Linked DNA regions of Mus musculus: region 2 is linked to region 1. The links are chromatin loops, found by intact Hi-C in ENCODE. Cell type or tissue: gastrocnemius. All regions are shown on one strand. Links, peaks and the distances in the headings refer to the core of each region. The heading gives the core; the rest is flanking DNA.

Evidence for each region. A loop is a pair of places that touch in the nucleus more often than their neighbours do. Peaks named below come from ENCODE experiments on the same cell type or tissue, not always from the same donor. Only the 100,000 strongest peaks of a DNase experiment are listed, where the experiment ranks them.
Region 2: it touches region 1 in a loop (2.2-fold over the local background); 1 of 42 quality-filtered maps calls a loop at or near these places.

Annotation. Positions count from the first base shown.
Region 1 is chr2:29,551,305-29,556,940 of GRCm38, reverse strand. No RefSeq gene overlaps it. Among named protein-coding and RNA genes, the nearest start is that of Gm30761, 7.4 kb to the right of the region's middle. In gastrocnemius, for the core only: a CTCF peak has its summit at 2,757 (motif pointing right); a DNase peak (open chromatin) is centred at 2,780.
Region 2 is chr2:29,260,797-29,264,796 of GRCm38, reverse strand. No RefSeq gene overlaps it. Among named protein-coding and RNA genes, the nearest start is that of 6530402F18Rik, 9.8 kb to the right of the region's middle. In gastrocnemius, for the core only: a CTCF peak has its summit at 2,291; DNase peaks (open chromatin) are centred at 1,986 and 2,265; H3K27ac peaks cover 2,178 bases.

The DNA of each region.
Region 1 (5,636 bases), core at 983-4,982:
GTGCGTCTGAAGACAGCTACAGTGTATTCATGTATAATAATAAATAAATCTTTAAAAAAAAAAAAAAAAAAAAAAAAAAACAAAGGTTGGCAGGATGGCTCAGCAGGTGAGGACAGTTGGGGCCATGCCTGATGACTGGCGTCCATCCCCAGGAGCCATATGGTGACAGAAAGGACCGGCTCCCACAAGTTCTCCTCTGACCTCTACACATGCACTAGGGCATACACTCGTGCACCCCTGTAAAAACAAAGTCTAAAATAAGGTAGAGACTAGTTAAGGAAGGCATGCCAGTGCAACCCTGGCCTCTTCACGCTGCCTGCTCAGGAACATATATGCCTTCATACAGGCATGCAACACACATGCACGCACACACACACACACACACACACACACACACACACACACACACGCACACACGGGTGGGGGAGGCAGACAGACTGATAGAGACAGAGACAGAGAAAGACAGAGAGACAGAGACACAAATACACACACACACACACACACACACACACACACACACACACACACACACACACAGAGAGAGAGAGAGAGAGAGAGAGAGAGAGAGAGAGAGAGAGAGAGAGAATACAAGGTCGAGACGCCCCAGAAAAAGTGCTTCACTCTTTGCTCCATGTGCGGTTGAGCCCTGGTTTGTGTATCAGAGTCAATACTTGGGTTGCGTGTCCCCATCCTGCTTGGCTCTCCAGGGATGAGGGTTCCCTGTCTTGGGGTGTAGCCTTAGGCAGGGCCTTAGAACTACAGACTTTGGCTGAAGCATGGAGCAGGATCCAAACTAATAAGAAGCACAAAAACGCATTTGATACTTGTTTGAGATGCTGTTTAGACATGATGACTTAGTACGTGGAGATCAGGCTCCCAAAACCAGCAAGAGTAGAACTGCCCAGAACCGCCCAGAACCGCCTCCTTTCCCTTCCTTCTCTCTCCTCCAGTTTTTGTTGTTGCTGTTGCTTTTTTTTCCTTCTGGAGTCTTGCTACATTGCTCAAGCTGGCTTTGAACTCTTGGCTTCCCAAATACAAGGAACTGTAGGATGCAGGACAGTGCCCATCCTATAGATTTAAAAGAGTAGTGTCTGCCTGTAATGGACTCAGGGTTGGGGGTCAAGGCTGATCGAAGATCCATCCAGTCTTCCTAAAGTGGCCCCACTAGCCACTGTCTGGCTAGGGACAGGTGCTGGGAGGGTGGGGGAGGGGGAACCCGACTCTGCCCCTGACTTTCTGACTGAAGCTTAGCCAGGGGTATTTTTCAAATAATTACGTTGTTCCTTTTTTTCATTTTTGTTTTGGTTGAGAACATTGATTTTTTTTCTCATAGTATAGATTTTTTTTGAAGCTGCAAAAGTAATACATACATCAATGTTTTATTGTTCTCCTCACTTTTCTGTATTTAAGGTTTTTTTTTTTTTCAATATTATGCATGTCTGAGTTGGGCATGGGGGCAGATCTCTGAGTTCAAGGCCAGCCTGGTTTACAGAGTGGATCCCAGGACAACCAGGACTATACAGAGAAACCCTGTCTTGAGGGGAAGAAGTGTGTGTGTGTTTCAAGCTCCCTAAACACACACACACACACATACACACACACACACAAACACACACACACACACACACACACACACACACACACACGAAAGCAGAGAAACACAGAGAAGCTTTCAGCTTTCAGCTTCTCTTTCAGAGGGGCTGGAGTGATGAGCCGTGGTTAAGAATCGTTGCTGCTCTTACGGAGGACCACAGTTCAGTTCCCAGCACCCAGGTAGATCACAACTGCCTATGACTGCAGCTGCAGGGGACCTGAGACTCTCTTCTGGCCTCCGTGGACAGCTGTTGCATATACATCCCCACACCCCCACACAAATGAAAATAAACCTTAAGAAAAGAAGGAAAATAGAAAAGAAAAGGCCAGAAGGCTGGGCATAGTTGTGGGCACCTTTAATCCCCGAACTCAGGAGATAGAAAGAGTGAAGCAGCAAGGGACCGTGAGTTACACCCAGCCTGGCAGCATTTTAAATTTCAGGCCAGTCAGGGCTATGTAGTGAGGCCCTGCCACAAACAAACAAACAAACAAGCAAACAAACAAACTGTACAAAAACAAAAAGGCAAAATAAACGTGAAAAGCTTCATCCCCCAGTCCCTGCATTCAGAGATCAGCTCATAGCCTGTTTTCTAGGCCCACGGCAGCACGAGCAGAGACAGCCTCCCAGAGTTAGCGAGTGTGGGAAGAGCATACAACATCAAACACAACATCAAACTTGTTTGCTTTTCTCAGATGAGATCTCATGTAGCCCAGGCTGGCCCTGAGCTCCTGCTTTCCTGCCTCTAACTCCCCAGTGCTGGGATTATAGGTGTAGACCACCTTGCCAGGCAAAGACGCACATTAACCTTACCTTAGCTCATGTTTTCTTGGCATTAAGCATGTGCACACTGTTGGCACCACCTTCTGTCTCCAGACCACTCTCACTTCCCCATTACTCACTGAGTCACACATCTACCCTCAGCCTCTGGGAGAGGCCATGGGCCGAGCCAGAGACACTTCACTGTGTGGTAACTGTAAGTATCACTGTGTCAAGAGTTGTAGACACCCAAAGCTACTCGATGTCACTGGGAGAAATGAATGTAAATTAAAGCAGAGGCATACCATGCTCATGAACAGGAAGGCTGCATATGCTCTTTACAGTCAATAGGTTTTTCCTTTTTTTAGAAAAATACCTTTATTTTTATGTATGCATGCAGTACCAACAGTAGCCAGAAGGGGGCTCCAGGTCTCCTGGAGCTGGAGTTAAAACCAATCATGAGCTGCCATGTGGGTACGGGGGAAACTGGGTCCTCTACAAAAGCAGCCAGTGCTCTAATCACTGAGCAGCCTTTCCAGCCCCAGGTTTTTCCTAGACTTTGATAAGCTGATTCAGAAAGGAAATGAGAACCAAATAGATCTCAAGGCTGCTGCTGCCACACCACCAGACTCAGACATGTTGTGAGGCCAATGCCACAAGGACATTGAGTGACTGGCAAACTGATCCACAGAACAAGAAGTAAATCCAGACGTAAAGCCCCCCCCCCAATCAACCCACCACTGTCAACTAAAATAGTATCAGCTAGGATAACCTCAGTGTCCTGGAGGCAGACCATCCCTAAACATACCTCAGAGATAAAGATGCCTGTGGAAGGATTAGAGGGTCTGAAAACCAAAGAGAAAACTGATGGGTGGAAATAGCTCAGATAATGGGAAGGTATCTGTGGTGAGACAGCACTAGCCATAGCAGAGAAAAGGTGTGTGGGGGGCTGCAGTGAGGCTGTCCATCAAAAGAGCCCAAAGCAAAAACATGGGGGTGGGGGCGGACAGTTCACAGAGGGAGAGATCCCAGAGTGGGAGCCTGCCTAGAGAAAGGGGCCAGGGGAAAAGGCACATGCCAAGAAAGGGCCCAAGGAGAGAGCCAGAGCGAGCCAGAGAATGACTGGGGGCGGGGGTGGGGAGAGTCAGAGAACATAGGAAGTGGGCCCAGGGAGGCTAGCTCTCAGTCATCCTTCACAAAACATTACGTTTTAGAAGTTAGTAAAAAAGATTTATGGAATGGAATGTTACAACAGGCTCCCAGGAAAAGCAAGTTTCACACCAAGTTGTACATAAAAAACAAACCAGAAACAACTGTCACAGTTACTGTTGTCAACTGGCAGGCTCCGGACTCCCGTCAGATGCAAGCCTCTGGGCGTGCCTGTAAGGGACATATTTATTGTTAATTGAAGTAGGGAGGCACACTCTAAAAGTGGGTGGTGGCAATCCAGGACCAGGGCTCCTAGACAGCTGTGGCTCCTGGGATGCTGCTAAGCCTTATGACCTGGGTTCAATTCCCAGGACCCCCACCCCACCCCATGGTGGAAGGAGGCAACCAGCTTCCACAAGATGCTCTCTGAATCTCCTCCCACCCACATGCTTTGGAAGGCATTGGGTGTGGGTGCTTGCCGCCCCACATGGTAGAAGGAGAGACCGGGACTCCCAACAGTCATCTTTTGATCTCCACTCACCTGCTGTGGCCAATGCACTCACCACCCCCACACATATGTACACACAAATAAATAAATACTTAAAAATTGAACGCAGCCTAGAACTGGGAAAGATGAGCAGCTATTCTTGGCAGCAAGCAAGGACTGAAGAAGGATGCAGGGACTTGACACCCCAACCCCACAGCGGCAGCAGCAATGTAGCCCAGGAGAAGTGCCCACCCACCCACTCACCTCAGATCGATCGCTGGGTGAAAAGTGGACACCTACACGGTAGAATGTCACTCACCCTGGAGAAGAAGGAAAGACGTGATGACATATGCTCCAACACCGGTGAGCATATGTGGACATTGTGCTAAGTGAGAACTAGCCAGTGAGTAAAGGTTAAGCGACAGGTCCATCCAGGCGAGGGACCTTTGAGAGTCAAGTTCAAACAGAGCTGAGGCTGGGAGGAGGGGCTGATGTTTGTGGGAAGCACTGGGGAGAAAGAAGTGTCCTAGAGATGGATGCCAGTGACTGCGGCACAGTGATGGCGCTCTGTGTGCTTCAAGTCACCCAAACCACGCCCTGAAGACAACAAAAGTTATGTAGTTATGCATATTTTAGCATAATAAAAGAATCAAAGAGCCAGTGGAGAAGACTGGTAGAGAGGTCTGAGCAACAGGAGTGCCTGGCTCTGCTCCTTAAAGGGCACTAAAGGAGCCCATGGAACATGGAGGCTGGCCCTGTACCACCCTGTACCCCAGTGATGGAGCCCAGGTGGTGTCCTTCACAGGAAGACAGGGAGGCCAGAGGGCTGGAGAAGTGAAGGATCCAGGCTGAGTGGTTGGAGGCAGCAGCTCAGGAAAGTGATATAAGTGTGTCTTCCTAGGGGGCTAACCCTAGGTGAGCCCTTCAGCTGCCTACACAATCTAAAGCGGCTACAATGTTGCTAGTCACCATGACCTTACCCGGAGCACCTCATACAAGCCACCTCTGATTGGTGGGGAGTCTAGGCAGTCCATGGCTGAACAGAGACATGCTAGCCTGTTCTGTGATCAAGTAATTGCCTAGAGGGCTTTGGAGTACAGCTGAGGTCACATTCTGTGACTCAGTTTCTTTTTCTTTTTCTTTTTCTTTTTCTTTTTCTTTTGTTTCTGTTTACAGCAGTCATTTTTGTTTTGTAGCAATAGCTTATTATTAATGTACCATGGATAGACATAAAAAACCAACATCCCCTGCCCCAGCAAGGAATTTGGAAAAACTTTAACAAACAGAGCAGACTCCCTGGATATGCTCGGGAGTCAGCGATCCTGTGACATGCCATCTCTGCTTTGGTACCCAGGAGACTGTGAGCCTCTTCAAGGATTCCAATGCTTCGGGGAGTCCAGGGTCATTTTGAGAGGGCTCCTTGGATTTCTTCTGCCTGGTGGTCACTCTTGATGAGTAGCAGGATCTGAGTCTTCCCCAAGCCTTGAAGCCAAAAAACCCCCAGCTTCCTCTTCATTTCTCTTTGATGCTGCTTGAAGAACCAGTATCTGATGACTTCTTTCCGCAGTTTGAGTTCCTCAGCCAAGGCCTGCAGAGTTTCCTCCTTAGGGTAACGGTCTGTCTCGAAGCACTTTCTTAGCTTCTGCAACT
Region 2 (4,000 bases), core at 1-4,000, 290 kb after region 1:
CTTTGAACAGTGATAATGAGTTGCTATGAGAATTTTCCTGGATAGATGTGAGCAAGCATCTCTTCACCACAGATAGAGCACTGAAGAGAACAAAGTTTCAGCCCAAGTCTAGATTAGCAAACCAGTGAGTTTTCCTTCAGGAGCTGTTAAAGACAGCTGCATCCATAAAAAGCCCACCACAGCCTGAGAGGACTCATAAAGCCACATCCCTGGTGCTCCCTCCAAGTTCTGCTTGGAGTTCTCCCACCAGTTGTTACTGCTTTTATGACTGCGGGTGGTCCGTGTGAATCCTATAATTTTCAGGAATTTCCTGAGCCCTTTAAGTTTCCTCTAGTTCTGGGGTCTTATAAGCTTCTGTCCTCCCTCCAGAAGGGAATGTTTCAATAGCTACATTACAGGTCTCTGTGCTGTTGTGTGTCTGCTACAGTGACAAAACACCTTCCCTAACACAGCCATCAGTCACATGTCCAATACACGCGCCTATGAGGGACATTTCTCAGGTGGAACACTATTTCAAAGCACCATAGTCACATTCAGAAAATTTATGGTGTATTTCACATTGGCTAATTTTCTCAATATCGATTTTTTTCAAAACAATTTACATTATTTGTTTTGTGTGGTGGGGTCAGAGGACAACTTGTGGGAATTAGTTCTCCCCTCATGTGAAGCTGGGTGGAAATCAAACTCCATCAGCAAGCGCCTTAGTCCACTGAACCATCTTCCTGGCCCTCAACACTAATCTTTTCAACAATTTTGTTTTTCTCTTGACCTCTGAGGACCCAATCTAAGGCCTGCATTTTGTCCAGTTGAGCCTCTTTAAGCCTCTTTGGTGCAGACTAGCTCTTCACACCGAGAGACATGGCCCGGGAAATGTGTACTGAGGAGATCTCGTAGGAGCATCCGAGGGCATCCTCACACACAGATGGCTGCTGCCACTCCGTGACTCCAGGTGGGCTCTTGATGCTTAGGCCTGAAGCTGTTGGTGTAAGCCTCAAGATGTTTTGTAGTGACTATATTTCATGAATAGAAGTACTCTCTAAGATAACAAGAATCATACAATGTTATAAGTTGTAGAGGGCAGGTCAAGAAGGGAAGCCAAGATTAATTAATAAATAAAAAGATGAAAAGAAAGCTAGGTGTGGCCATGCACACCTTTAATCCCAGCATTCAGGAGGTAAAGGATGTGGATTCGGTGCCTGCCTGGTCTATACAGTGAGTTCAAAGCCAGCCTGAGCTACCTAGTAATACCCTGTAGGCTCCAAAAAGAGAAAAGAAAAAAGATGAAGAAGAAGAAGAAGAAGAAGGAGAAGGAGAAGGAGAAGGAGAAGGAGAAGGAGAAGGAGAAGGAGAAGGAGAAGGAGAAGGAGAAGGAGAAGAAGAAGAAGAAGAAGAAGAAGAAGAAGAAGAAGAAGAAGAAGAAGAAGAAGAAGAAGAAGAAGAAGAAGAAGTTATTAGCAGACATTATATAATTTTTAAAAGGATAGTATAATAAATCAAGTATGGTGTATATACCTGTAATCCCAGAACTTGGGAGTCTGAGGCAAGAGAATTACCATGAGCTCAAGGCTAACCTGGGCTACATCATGAGTTGTATGCTCGCCTAGGATGCATGAGACCCTGCCTCAAAAGAGAAAAAAGAGAAGGGGGAGAATGGAGGAAATTAATTTGGGAGAAGCCATGGGGTAATATGCCAGCCACAGCCTTCATCTATATCTTCGTGGGAGTCCTGGAGAACTGACATAGCTCAGAAAGAACCTCGACTAAACAGCAGTGAGGATTTGAACTCAGCTCTCTCTGTCCCACTATCAGTCATCAACCACAAGATCCAATTCACTCTCCAGGCTGAGATTCTCACAGCCCTGGTACCGTCTGACACATCAGAGTGGAGAAAGCCAGATGGGATGGCCAGATAGGCTCTTGGCCACTCTACCTGGGGGCTCCTGTGCCCAGGAGGTGGGGTCCTCTTGGAGGGCAGCCAGCACCCTTCTGCCACTCACCGAGGAAGCACTAACCCTGGGGCTCCACTTTAATGAGGGGTCCAGCTGGTGGGAGCTTTTATTTTAGCAAAGTGTGAATGCTGTTGCCATGAGACACAGCCTGGTGTCCAGGGAGCAGGAATCACCAGGAAGGGAAGCCACTGCGATGATGCTTTTCCCTTTATCCGAATTCAGTTTCCCTCTGAGAGCGGCTTCATTTCAGTCTGCATGGAAAATTGGCACGCCTTCATTAGTGAGAGGCAAGGCAATCTCACACGGTCTCCCTTTCCCCTTCCATGTGTGCACACACTGCCCCTCCTGGGCAGGGAGGGAAGGAAATGGAGGTCTTCCCACTGTGGGTGAAAATAGCATCCCAGTATAGAGTAGATGGGAAGGGCCCAGTGTATAGATCACCAGACCCTTGTTCTCAACAGGGAAGGGTCCGCAAAGTTCTCTCCTGGGTTCCTGCGGAGGCTTGGCTTAGAAAATTTTGAAGAAAAGTGGGACTTGAACCCCAAGAGGATATGGTATGGTGAACATCCCTGAAGTCACTTGTGAGGCAGGCCACATATGCAGGATTCTGAGTCTACAGGCTGGGCTCCGTTTCTAACTGGCTAGATGACTTGGGGCCAGGGGCTGTGGTTTAGATTGTTGAGCACTTGTCTAGCTAGCACAAATCCCAAAGTCCAGTCCTCAGATCTTCATAAACCAGGCCTGTTGTCAGTGGTCTGGGTATGGCATTGCTCATGAGTATGAGTGCAAGTGGCACGCACATGGCCTTTCTGTGTCCTGGAAGAACAACGTATAGATTTCAGAGCTGGGGTTGTGGGTGCCATGTTAGCTTGAAGATAGTTGATAGTCTGGACAACTATCCAGGAGAAATGAGTTGTCTGACAATAGGGAGACCTGGATGGACATTTGATCTTAAGCATTCCAGTTGTCAGCATAGTTGTTGGGCCCAGGTCTACACTCAGCTAGCCTGGCCGAGCCTTCCCATAGGAAGCTGGCTGTCCAGCAACACATGGAGAAGGAGCAGCTACAGCCAGAACACCACAGCACAGTGGGACAGGGTGCCGGTTGGAGACACATAGAACCAAGCTGTGCAGAGGTCACATCTGACTAGCTGCTGCCTCACCACCCATCCAAGAGTCAGTCCTAGGGCAGGTTTGGTCAGTGTCCTTCATAGCCGCTCTCCAGGGTAAGACCCATGGCACAGGACAAGCAGGTATTTGTTGCACACCAGCAGTGCCCTTGACAGTCACAGTCTGTTTCACATTGTTCTGTCTCCTTCTTAGGATGAGGAAATTCAAAGTGGTGACTTCCTCACTCAGGCCACCTAGTAAATCAGTGCGGGACTGGTAATCTCTCAGTTCTCACCCTCCCCCATCCCTCCTGTCTTTCAAGACACACACACACACACACTTTGCATCAGCACCTGCTACTTTCCATAGATGCTGACAGGAAAGGGCAGGTGGAAAGGGGGCGGGGCAGGTCAGGAGTCAAGAATATCTACCGTGCTCTCTGTGCATCTTAGGCTGCAACTCAAGAGCCCCCTGATTCAGCCGGGTATTAATAGCCCTGGCCGGTCTGGGAGGCTGGCTCTGCCAGGGCTATGAAGTGGGGCTCCGTCAGACTCCTGGTGGCTACCCAGCAGCCTTTGCACCCACTGCACTAACCTTGTCTGTGTCTCCACTCAGGGGCGTGCCTCTGAAGCTCTGTGCTCTTTGAACTGATACAGGTTTGATTCTCGAGCCCTAACACAGAGCCTGGCATACATACAGTCCTCACTGTGCTGCAATGTTAGACTTCTCTGTATATCTATTTATTGGTACAGGATGCCAAAGGAGCTGCAGCCTTGTGTGTGGATGGCTGGTGACAATGGATTCTTTCTGCAAAATGTCCCGTGGCACCTGGCTGAGGAGTTCTAGTCTCGCCCTCGGGTTCCTGAGCCCTCATAGGCATGTAGTGGTCTCACGGTGTATGCTTGGCCATTGAGCCCTGAAAGACATTTCTGGAGCCCTTTC